Regions from separate parts of the Homo sapiens genome. Here region 1 is linked to region 2. A link is a loop called in an ENCODE intact Hi-C map of the cell type or tissue named here. Cell type or tissue: OCI-LY7. All regions are shown on one strand. Region 1 overlaps ULK4 (unc-51 like kinase 4). Region 2 overlaps ULK4 (unc-51 like kinase 4).

Region 1 (5,000 bases), 170 kb after region 2:
TGGTGCTCCTCAAGGGCTGTACCATGGCATCCTTTTGGTAATGTTCCTATCACATGTACATTTCAGTGCACTTTCAGCTGAGCAGAGGATGCCCATCAGGGTGTCCTACCCCCGACTCTCCTTCATGAAATGCTTTAATTCCTTATTCTAACTCTAGTCTCTTTCATGCCCAAATGCTGTCTCATTTGGACAAATTTGGGTCCCCCTTTCTCCCTCCTTTTCCTCCTGGGTAATTAAAGTAGGTACATTGGTCACGTGTTTCCCTGTTTCACATGGGGCATTTCAGGCCCTGTGTTGCAGCTCTGTCTTTCCCACAGGCATCCCTACTGCCTTACTCAGGCTGTGTTTCCTAATAATTTTATTGTGGATCTCTTTTCTCCTTTTCTTTTTCCTGCCAGCACTATAGTAAACCTCTGTAGTATCACTAAGTATTGCCTATGTCACTATGGAAATTTGATCATTTTTCTGTTGTAAAGTATTCAAAGGGAAGAGCCACTAGAAGCAAATAGTTTTGTTTTGAGGGGTATAGCAGTTGAAAAATCAAATGCTTCAAAGAGGCCTTTTGTTACATGACGGCGTCATTCTAGGCATGAAGAAATTGGGAGGGTGAGGACCCAGGAGAGTCCCTGCCAGGTTAAGCTCTGCTCAGTGCTTGCCACAATGTAATGAGGACCTGTGGTGGTCACTTCTGATTTTACAGAAAAAAATAGGAAATACGAGATTTTATGTGAAATATTCCAATTTTTAAATGTTGGAAACTGATATTAAATCTTTAAAAATACCAGACCAAGTAAAACAAGTCTGTGGGGACAAATTTGTCCCAGGGCCTACCAGTTTACATCTTCTCTGTCAGGTCTTGAAACTCTTGTCCTAGACCCAAATCCTTTTATTTATGTGTTTAACACAGTGTTCCTATTGTTACTGCTGTATCAGCGTGGTCATTTCTATAGAAATGTGTGACTTCTCAGTGTGATTTTATGAAGATCGTATAGCCACATTTTTTCCTAGAGGGGAGTTACTTTATGAAAGTCATTGGAACAATAATGTTTGACATATAAAAATTCACATCATTTGCATTACTTGAGGGTATCTCTCTTTTCTCATTCTTCTTTTGCTCCGGATCACTTGCCATTGGGGTCTTTTCACTGACACACTTATTTGGCACATTATTTGCTGGGTGCTGTCTACCAGGTACATAAGACAGGCGGAGAGTCGGCTTCCATGGGCTGAGACAAATGAATAGACATGGTCATTTCTAGGAGTGACGAGTGATCTGAATAGTGAAGAGGAAGAGGTCTTACTGCATTGAAGAGTGGCTTTGGTGTTGGGAAAGGCAGAGTGGGAATAAGATGAAGATCTTTATATTAGGAGGCCAGGGAAGAACTCTCTTAGGAGGTGACCTTTGAACTGAGCCGTGATTTATGTGGAGGCACCCTTTTGAAAATAGGCAGTGAATACCCCAGGCAGAGGAGATTGCAGATGCAAATACCCTGAGCGGCACCGTGCTTGATAAGTTTAGAGGAGTGAGGGAAGGCCAGTGTTTAGGCTTAATGAGCAAGGGGCAGAGGTGGGGTGCTGGTGAGATGGGGAAAATGGATTGTAGGGGCACAGGTTTGTAGGGGCACAAGATTGTAGGAGCATAGTGGAGCATTGGTTACTTCTTGGGTGGCTGTCTCAAACCCATGTCTCTCATCCAGTGGTGACAGAATCCACCTGAATGTCTAAAGTAGGGAGAGCAGAAAAGACAGGATCAGGCCAGAGCTTTTCTACAGAACTCAGCATCCTAGCATTCACTGTTAACACATTTATCCTCTGTGGTTTCCGAAACCTTGCTGCTTCAGTAGAATTGTTTAAATCTCCTATTTTGACTTTTTAAATGAGTGATGCTTTCCGCTTCTTTTGTTATTGACATGAAACTGTCCGTTCATAATGTACATGGAAAGAGCCTTAGGAAAGTTAATTAGGGCAGTGCAGGAGGCCCAGAAGGCAAGGTTGAGCTTACCTATCTGTGATTTTCAACTTGTTTTTACATTTCTTTTTTAACACCCTGGTACTCTATTCTGTGATATGTGGACTCAAAACTAAATTAGTAAAAATGGTGGCAGGTTTTCTGCCTTCTAAATTCCCACATTTAAAAATATAGTGTACCTGGGATCAAAGGAGACCAAGTATCCTTCTCAAGAGAAAGGGGACGGTGTCAAGGCCCTGCGCAATAGTGTTTCCTTGAGCTGTGTCATCTGGAATTACCACCATTCATCAGCTTAATGATATTTTCTGCTGCCTCTTCAGCTGAGTTTGGGCAGGAGTGATATATGAAAGTGAAGTGGAACAGTATTGGTGGCCTAATGGGAAATCTTTTGTTAAAGGTGTCCTAACAAAATAGACGAGTCTATTCTTCAAGTGCTTTTTGGTAGTATAAAAGTAAGTGATTATTTTTTTCTTTCTTGGCTAGTTAATATCTTTTCTGAAAGTAAATATTTTTCATATACTTTTTGACAAAGCACTGAACCAGGCATTATTTTTAAAATAGAATATAAAATGTGAAAGATTTTGAAATGCATTATATTGTGTAGATTGGATAACGGAAAGTAAATACAACACAACTGTGATTTTAAATTGTTGTAAAACAGTTTTTAAAATTCAAATGTAAGTTTACTATGAAGTATTTCCAAGTTGTATGTGTGTATTCACTTATATATCATCTCTCCCATAAAGCATTTGAGGTGGCTAATAAGAGTGCTTGCAATAAAGTTAGGTTTGACAGAAAATACAAGATGCCGAATGGATATAGTTTTTTGTTTGTTTGTTTGTTTGTTTGTTTTTGAGATGGAATTTCGCTCTTGTTGCCCAGGCTGGAGTGCAATGGCACGATCTCTGCTCACCGCAACTTCCGCCTCCCAGGTTCAAGCGATTCTCCTGCCTTGGCCTCTCGAGTAGCTGGGATTACAGGCATGTGCCATGCCTGGCTAATTTTGTATTTTAAGTAGAGACGGGGTTTCTCCATGTTGGTCAGGCTGGTCTCGAACTCCTGACCTCAGGTGATCCGCCTGCCTCGGCCTCCCAAAGTGCTGGGATTACAGGCGTGAGCCACTGTGCCCAGCCCCAAATGGACGTACTTATACTAAAAATGATTTTTTTATCTGAAGTTCAAAGGTATCTGGGCGCTCCTTTTTCTAAGTCTGGAAACCCCAAATAAAGTGGGAAGCATGAAGAAAGCAATGGAAATAATATAGGGTGAAGTTTCTAGAAAAAGGAGTCTAATATAATTACCAAAGTTGGGCCATAGTTTTGATTTGGGGAGTTCTGGTTCCCAGACAAAAAAGAAAATATAATTATTTATAAGATGTACATTGCCCAGAAAGGAGGAGGAAAAGAAAACAAAAAAGACGGTTCCATGGGGCAAGAAAGATTTTCTGGTTAAGGGTTTGAAAGAATACTTTTTTATGGATCTCCATTAAAGGTACACTTTGTGATGAGGAGGGTAATGGTGGTAATATCTACTTTTTATTGAGCATTTTATTAACTAGACAATGACTTTTGAACTATTTTTAATTTAGATGAAGTCAGTTTTATCAATTTTTCCTTTTGTCATTCATTCTTTTGCAATTATGCCTATTAAACCTTTCCCCAATCCAAGGTAAAAATATTTTCTCCCATGTTTTCTCTTAGAAATTTTATAGTTTCAGCTTTTATATTCACGCCTGATATGGCTTGGCTGTGTCCCCACCCAAATCTCATCTTGAATTTTAGCTCCCATAATCCCCTCATGTTGAGGGAGGGACCCAGTGGGAAATAATTTAATCATGGGGGCAGTTTCCCCCATACTGTTCCCCTGGTAGTAAGTCTCACGAGAGCTGATGGTTTTTTAAGGGGAAACCCCTTTCACGTGGCTGTCATTCTTCTCTTGTCTGCTGCCTTGTGAGATGTACCTTTCACCTTCCGCCATGATTGTGAGGCCTCCCCAGCCATGTGGAGCTGTAAGTCCATTAAGCCTCTTTTTCCTTATAAATTACCCAATCTCTGGTATGTGTTTATCAGTAATGTGAGAACAGACTACTACAAGGCCTTTTATCCTTTTCCAGTTTATTTTGTTACATGATGCAAGGGCAAGGTAAAAGTGTATGGCTTTGCATATTTAAGCATTTTTTGAAAATGTATTCTCTTGGCCAGGCACAGTGGTTCATGCCTGTAATCCCAGCACTTTGAGAGGATGAGACAGGTGGATTACTTGAGGCCAGGAGTTCGAGACCAACCTGGGCAACATGGCAAAACCCCGTCTCTACTAAAAATACAACAAATTAGCTGGGCTTGGTGGTGCATGCCTGTAATCCAGTTACTTAGGAGCCCGAAGCATGAGAATCACTTGAACCTGGGAGGCAGAGGTTGCATTAAGCAGAGATTGCGACACTGCACTCCAGCCTGGGCAACAGAGCGAGACTCTGTCTCAAAAAAAAAAAAAAAAAAAAAAAAATTCAACTGCATTGCCATTGACCTTTATCAGAAATCAGTTGACTTATGTGAGCCTATGGGCTCCTCCTCAGATTTGCTTTGGCTATTCCATGTTCTTTACATTTCCATATGAAACTTTGACATGGCTTGTCAATTTCTACCAAAAAAAAAAAAAAACTTGGGGGATTTTGTATTGAGATTGTGTTGAATCTACAAAGTAATTTGGGGAAAATATTGGGAACAACATCAAGTTAACTAATGAACAAGGTATAGCTTTCCATTTATTTAAGTCCTTTTTACTTTCAGCAATATTTTGTATTTTTCATGCACATGTCCTTCATCCTGTGTCAGATTTATCCCTAAGCATTTCAAATTTTTTTATGCTATTATATTGGTATTGTTTTAATTTCAATATCTGATTGGTACTTACGTGAAAATTGCAATAGATTTTGTGTTTTTTTCCTTGAATCCTGCAACTTTGTTAAACTCACTCGTGGACTCCAGTACCTTGTTTGTTAATTACATCTGATTTTCTACATACAGGATCAGAC
Region 2 (5,000 bases):
TATTTCTTGGCCAGGCATGGTAGCTCATGTCTCTAATCCCAGCACTTTGGGAGATCAAGGAAGGAGGATCACTTCAGCCCAGGGGTTGAAGATCACTGGGCAATATAGTGAGACCTCATCTCTACTAATTAATTAATTAGCTGAGCATAGTGGCATGCACCTATGGTACCAGCTACTTGGGAGGCTGAGGCAGGGGGGTCACTTGAGCTTGGGAGGTGGAGGTTGCAGAGAGCTGAGCGCACACCACCGCACTCCAGCTTGGGTGACAGAGTGAGACTCTTTCTCAAAAGAAAAAAGTTATTATATCTTCACTAAATGTTATGATCCATAGTTCAGAATTGCTTCATTAATTTATCCTTTATATTATTTTTCTCTCTTTAGATCTTAATACAAAGTTAGAAGACAGGGATTGATTCATGTCTGGTCTTTGTATAATCTTCTCCCAATCTCTTCTCCCACTGATACCATTCTTTATAAATCAGAGGTTTTTCTCATTAAGTCCTCCAGTTTCTAATAGACTCAATCAAGATTTGGCCCAGAGAACCACTTAATTAGTGAATTGTGATTTCAGTTAGACTTCTAGCCTTCTCATCATGACACTTTTTGGAAGCAAATAGGTTTTGGAAAGAATCTTTAAAACACTGTCTGCATATATGACAGGTGCTTCTGTTCTCTGCAGAGACCAGAGCTGTAGCCATTTCTGTCTTCCTCTGCTCCATCCCACATTTGTGTACCTTTTGACAGATTGCATGATTGTTTACAATTCACCATGCCATACCCTAGGATCCACATCTAGATGGCTTTGCAAGAGCATCCTGTTAGAAGCAAATAGTCAAGCAGTTCTGGTCAATTATAACAAAGCACTCCAAACATGGTAAAAGTCCATCGAAGAGTGGGAGTGGAGGATGAGCATGAGGAGGCCATGGCCTGAGGAGGTGAGGTGACTGGGAGCATAGGACAGATCCATACCTGAGGTGTGCATGATTCTGGCTGCCCTTTTGAGAGGCTGGTATAGAAGGAGCTTCCTGGCCTAACATCATCTCCCTGGCAGGTAATATGTTACTGTTGAGTGAGACTATAATTATAGTATAATGCTTTCCTTACAAATATAAATATAAAACGAAGTATTCATCCCTCTGAATGGTTACTTCCTGATAGCAGAATGGGTAAAATTTTAGATGATCCATCTCTTATTAATCCCACAGAGATTCATAGTGGAAAATAAATGAGACTTATTTATGCTTGCAAATCAAATTGCCGTAAAAGGTTATTTCAATAGAGAGAGGCAAACTCATAATAAAATAATTTAGTAAAAATGGGAGCTAAGAGCATGTTTAATGGAACATGATTAGATTTAATTTTCTTACTATTTCCATCATTAAAGCTCCATTATCTTTTCTGAGACCTCATTTAGGCTTCCTGCCACACCGCAGCTCTGAGGCATTTCTGGGGAGCATATAGAAGCCTGTGAGTTCCATTAAAAAACAAAAATAGCTAATAGTACTCTGTTCTTTCATTTCTGCTGTTTGATATCAGTGTCTCACATTCAGAATTTCATATATTCCCTCTCCCACCCCATCTCTTGAAAGCCATAAATATCATTACCTAAGAGCTTTCACAAAAAAGAAGTTTGATTCTAAAGTTGAAAACAAAAGTAAGACTTATTGATGAATGTTTCTAAAGTGCAGAGGCTCAGAGGGTTCTTAAGAATGCATCTAGTTATCCCTTTGCCTTCAGGCATATCTACAACTAAATCATATTTGTAGACAATAATAGAATCAGTAATAGTACTAACCTTTTATGTTTTGTAGCACTTGAGAAATAGGAGTAGTTAAGAATCCACACACTTTAAAAACTTCCAGAAAATATTTCCCCTGGTTTATTGTAACTAGGGAGAGGGTGCTGGCCTTTCCAACCAGAGAGGTAGAGCCTAGTTATTTTGGTTCAGTTTGAAATCAATGCCCAGAAGCCAACAGGGCCGTGTGAAAGCAGAAAGCAAGGTGATGAAGGCCTCCTCAGAGATGAGTTGAAGAGCTCCAGGAAGCTGGCAGCATAGGCTCTATGGGGCTGACCATGAGGCTGACGTACCTCTGCTTCTGCTTGCTCTATGCAGACATAATATAGGTGATATCTCTGATTTATAATGACAGTGTATTTCTAGTTTGTTTTTAATCCCCCGAATTCAAAAGAAATTAATATCCTAGGTACTTATTAACCGAGTGTATTAGTCTGTTTTCACGTTGCTGATAAACACATACCCAAGACTGGGTAATTTATAAAGAAAAAGAGGTTTAATGGACTCACAGTTCCACATGGCTGGGGAAGTCTTACAATCATGGCAGAAGGCGAAAGACACATCTTACATAACAGCAGAGAAGGGAGAATCAGAGGACCAAACGAAAGCGGTTTCTCCTTACAAAACCTTCAGATCTTATGAGACATATTCACTACTATGAGAACAGTATGGGGAAATTACCCCCATGATTCAATTATCTCCCACTGGGTCCCTCCCAAAACACGTGGGAATTATGGGCACTACAATTCAAGATGAGATTTGGGTGGGGACACAGCTAAATCCTATCACCAAGATTAAGTGTTCATTGCAGAAGTTCTAGCCAGGTGCTCACAGTAATAAGCCTCAGTGTGCCTTTGTCACTTCCCATTTCACTCAACCGCAAGACCTTTGTCTCATCTCATCTGTGCAGCCACAGTCTTTGCTCCTCTCCAAGTTCATGACCTCTCCGAGTCTGCTGGTTCTTCTGGCCCAGATCATTTGCATCTCCTTCCTAATACCTCTCAGCTCACTCTAGCCTCTCTCCTGGTATGCCTTGATTAGCACATGGCACTGCTCCTTAGCCTGTTGCGTTTGTCTGACCTACCATGCCCTGGATGGGAAACTCCCAAATGGCTCATGTCTGGGTGTAGGTTTGGGACCAGTGTAAGGACCTGGGGTGGGCCTGGCCTAGCCTGCTGTTCATATAGATTGTCAAAGAAATGACATTCAATTGTGTGCAGTGGAGATTATTTTTTTTAACTTTTTTCAAAATAGTCTATTTTCTGTGATACAAGGATGTTAGCAGGGAAGACTATTCAAAATGATGAAAAACCAACAAATTGTTCACATATTATTTTGTAAAGGGTTTATTGGAGATCTATGTGTATATATGTTTGTGTTTTAAATGTATACAAGTTCTCATTAAAACCTCTTGTTATTTTTATGTTGGAGCTTAGCTATAATCCATTCATTGTGTCCAAATGGGTCCTCTGTTTTTTCCATTCTATATGGCAAAACCCTATGATTGAGAAGGTAAACGTACTCTCTGCCTGCCTCCCCACCCACCTACCCTGGCCAATATTTGTGTGATGAAGTTGGACTTTATGGTAACTTAGCTAGATTCTGGTATATAGGATTCCTTGGGGGAGTGAAGAAAGATAGGCTTCTGAGGATTTTTTTTTCTTGCTATATGTTACAATTTTATATTGTTCTTGGGTTGATTAGTGTATATTCTGGGAAAGGGTGAATGGGGGATGCCAGTCTTGTGCTAAAACTTGTATTTGAATGATCTTTGCCTTAATCCACAAATAAAACTGACATTGTGCAGAACTGTTTTGTTTGAATGTAGTCATAAAGCTTAGGAATTGTTAAAATTTGACATTATTTAACCTCTGATTCAAATATTCTCCCTGTGTGGTCTTTCCTGGGAGTAATTTGGAAAAATACAGCATTGGGTTTAGCATCAAAGAATGTTAGGGCAGAAAAGGGCCTTGGAGGTTAGCTTGAGTCTTCAGAAGATCACTTCTCTCCCGGCATCCTTGTGTGCATCTGGAGGCTGCAGTGCCCTTCCCTGCTGCTTGCTTCTGGGTCGGGCTCCCAGCTGTGCACCCGGATGAGGCAGCTGATGCACAGTGATGCAACTGGCTGCTCTAGTTGCTATAAGGACAGGGCTTGTCACTCGTATGGTTTTACACAACATGTTTCCATCTGCCTAAAGTTTTACCTCTTTTTCTGTCCTTAATGGATCTGGTGACAGTGATTTGGATGCCGTGGTTCAGAGTCGTTGCTGTTGGCATTTTTCTCTCTGGGGGTGTCCCTAGCCCTGATGTAGTAGAGCCTACATTGTGTTGAACCACAGAGTATGGGGAAATGAAACTATCCAAATTTCAATATATAGATGATTTCTTATGCCTCCCAAACAGGTTTTTTTAAAAAAAAAAAAATAAATAATTGGTTTAACTTGTTATTTGTGCCCTGAGAGATAAGATTCTAAGATTATCTAATAAGATTGGCTAATAATGATATCAGAATGGTGCAGAATGATGTATGGATGTTCCTGAAGCTCAGGGACGTCTCCTAAAGACCAGCACCCCCTCTGTGCTCAACCCCTATAAATACAAGCTCATGACAGCCGCTTGTCTGTTGTCATGCACAGCGGCAGAAGGATTCTGTACCAGCCAGTCAGCCTGAGGGGATGGCACATCTAGTCATTAGCAGCTAATCGAAATTCACATGCAAAAGAGGCTGTGACACCGTTACTCTGTGTACTTTGAGTGGGTGGCCAGGTGGGAGTATGGCAGCAAGAAAGCAGTCCTCACACGTGTGCTCCATGAGTCAAGAAATGCCTTGAAGTGCCTGGAGTTAGAGTGAAAGGGAAAGATTGCACTTGCTTTTCTGCTCCCTGTCTTTGGGTAATGGCATGCCAGGAAAACACAAGGGCAGCAACAGAGCTGCTGTCTGTGCACGTCTCTCCAACATGCGGGTCAGCAGGTCTTTTGACTCACTCTTAGCAAAAAATATTAGTTCCAGGCCGGGCGCGGTGGCTCACGCCTGTAATCCCAGCACTTTGGGAGGCCGAGACGGGCGGATCACGAGGTCAGGAGATCGAGACCATCCTGGCTAACACGGTGAAACCCCGTCTCTACTAAAAATACAAAAATTAGCCGGGCATGGAGGCGCGCGCCTGTAGTCCCAGCTACACGGGAGGCTGAGGCAGGAGAATGGC

What was found. Hi-C counts contacts between places; a loop is a spot of excess contacts. Peaks named below come from ENCODE experiments on the same cell type or tissue, not always from the same donor. Only the 100,000 strongest peaks of a DNase experiment are listed, where the experiment ranks them.
Region 1: it touches region 2 in a loop (1.9-fold over the local background); 1 of 110 quality-filtered maps calls a loop at or near these places.

What each region holds. Positions count from the first base shown.
Region 1 is chr3:41,412,025-41,417,024 of GRCh38, reverse strand. The region is part of intron 34 of ULK4 (unc-51 like kinase 4); the gene reads left to right. Among named protein-coding and RNA genes, the nearest start is that of CTNNB1, 220 kb to the right of the region's middle. In OCI-LY7, no CTCF peak of the experiment used is centred here; no DNase peak of the experiment used is centred here.
Region 2 is chr3:41,579,595-41,584,594 of GRCh38, reverse strand. All of the region lies in intron 31 of ULK4 (unc-51 like kinase 4), which reads left to right. Among named protein-coding and RNA genes, the nearest start is that of ULK4, 380 kb to the left of the region's middle. In OCI-LY7, no CTCF peak of the experiment used is centred here; a DNase peak (open chromatin) is centred at 2,674.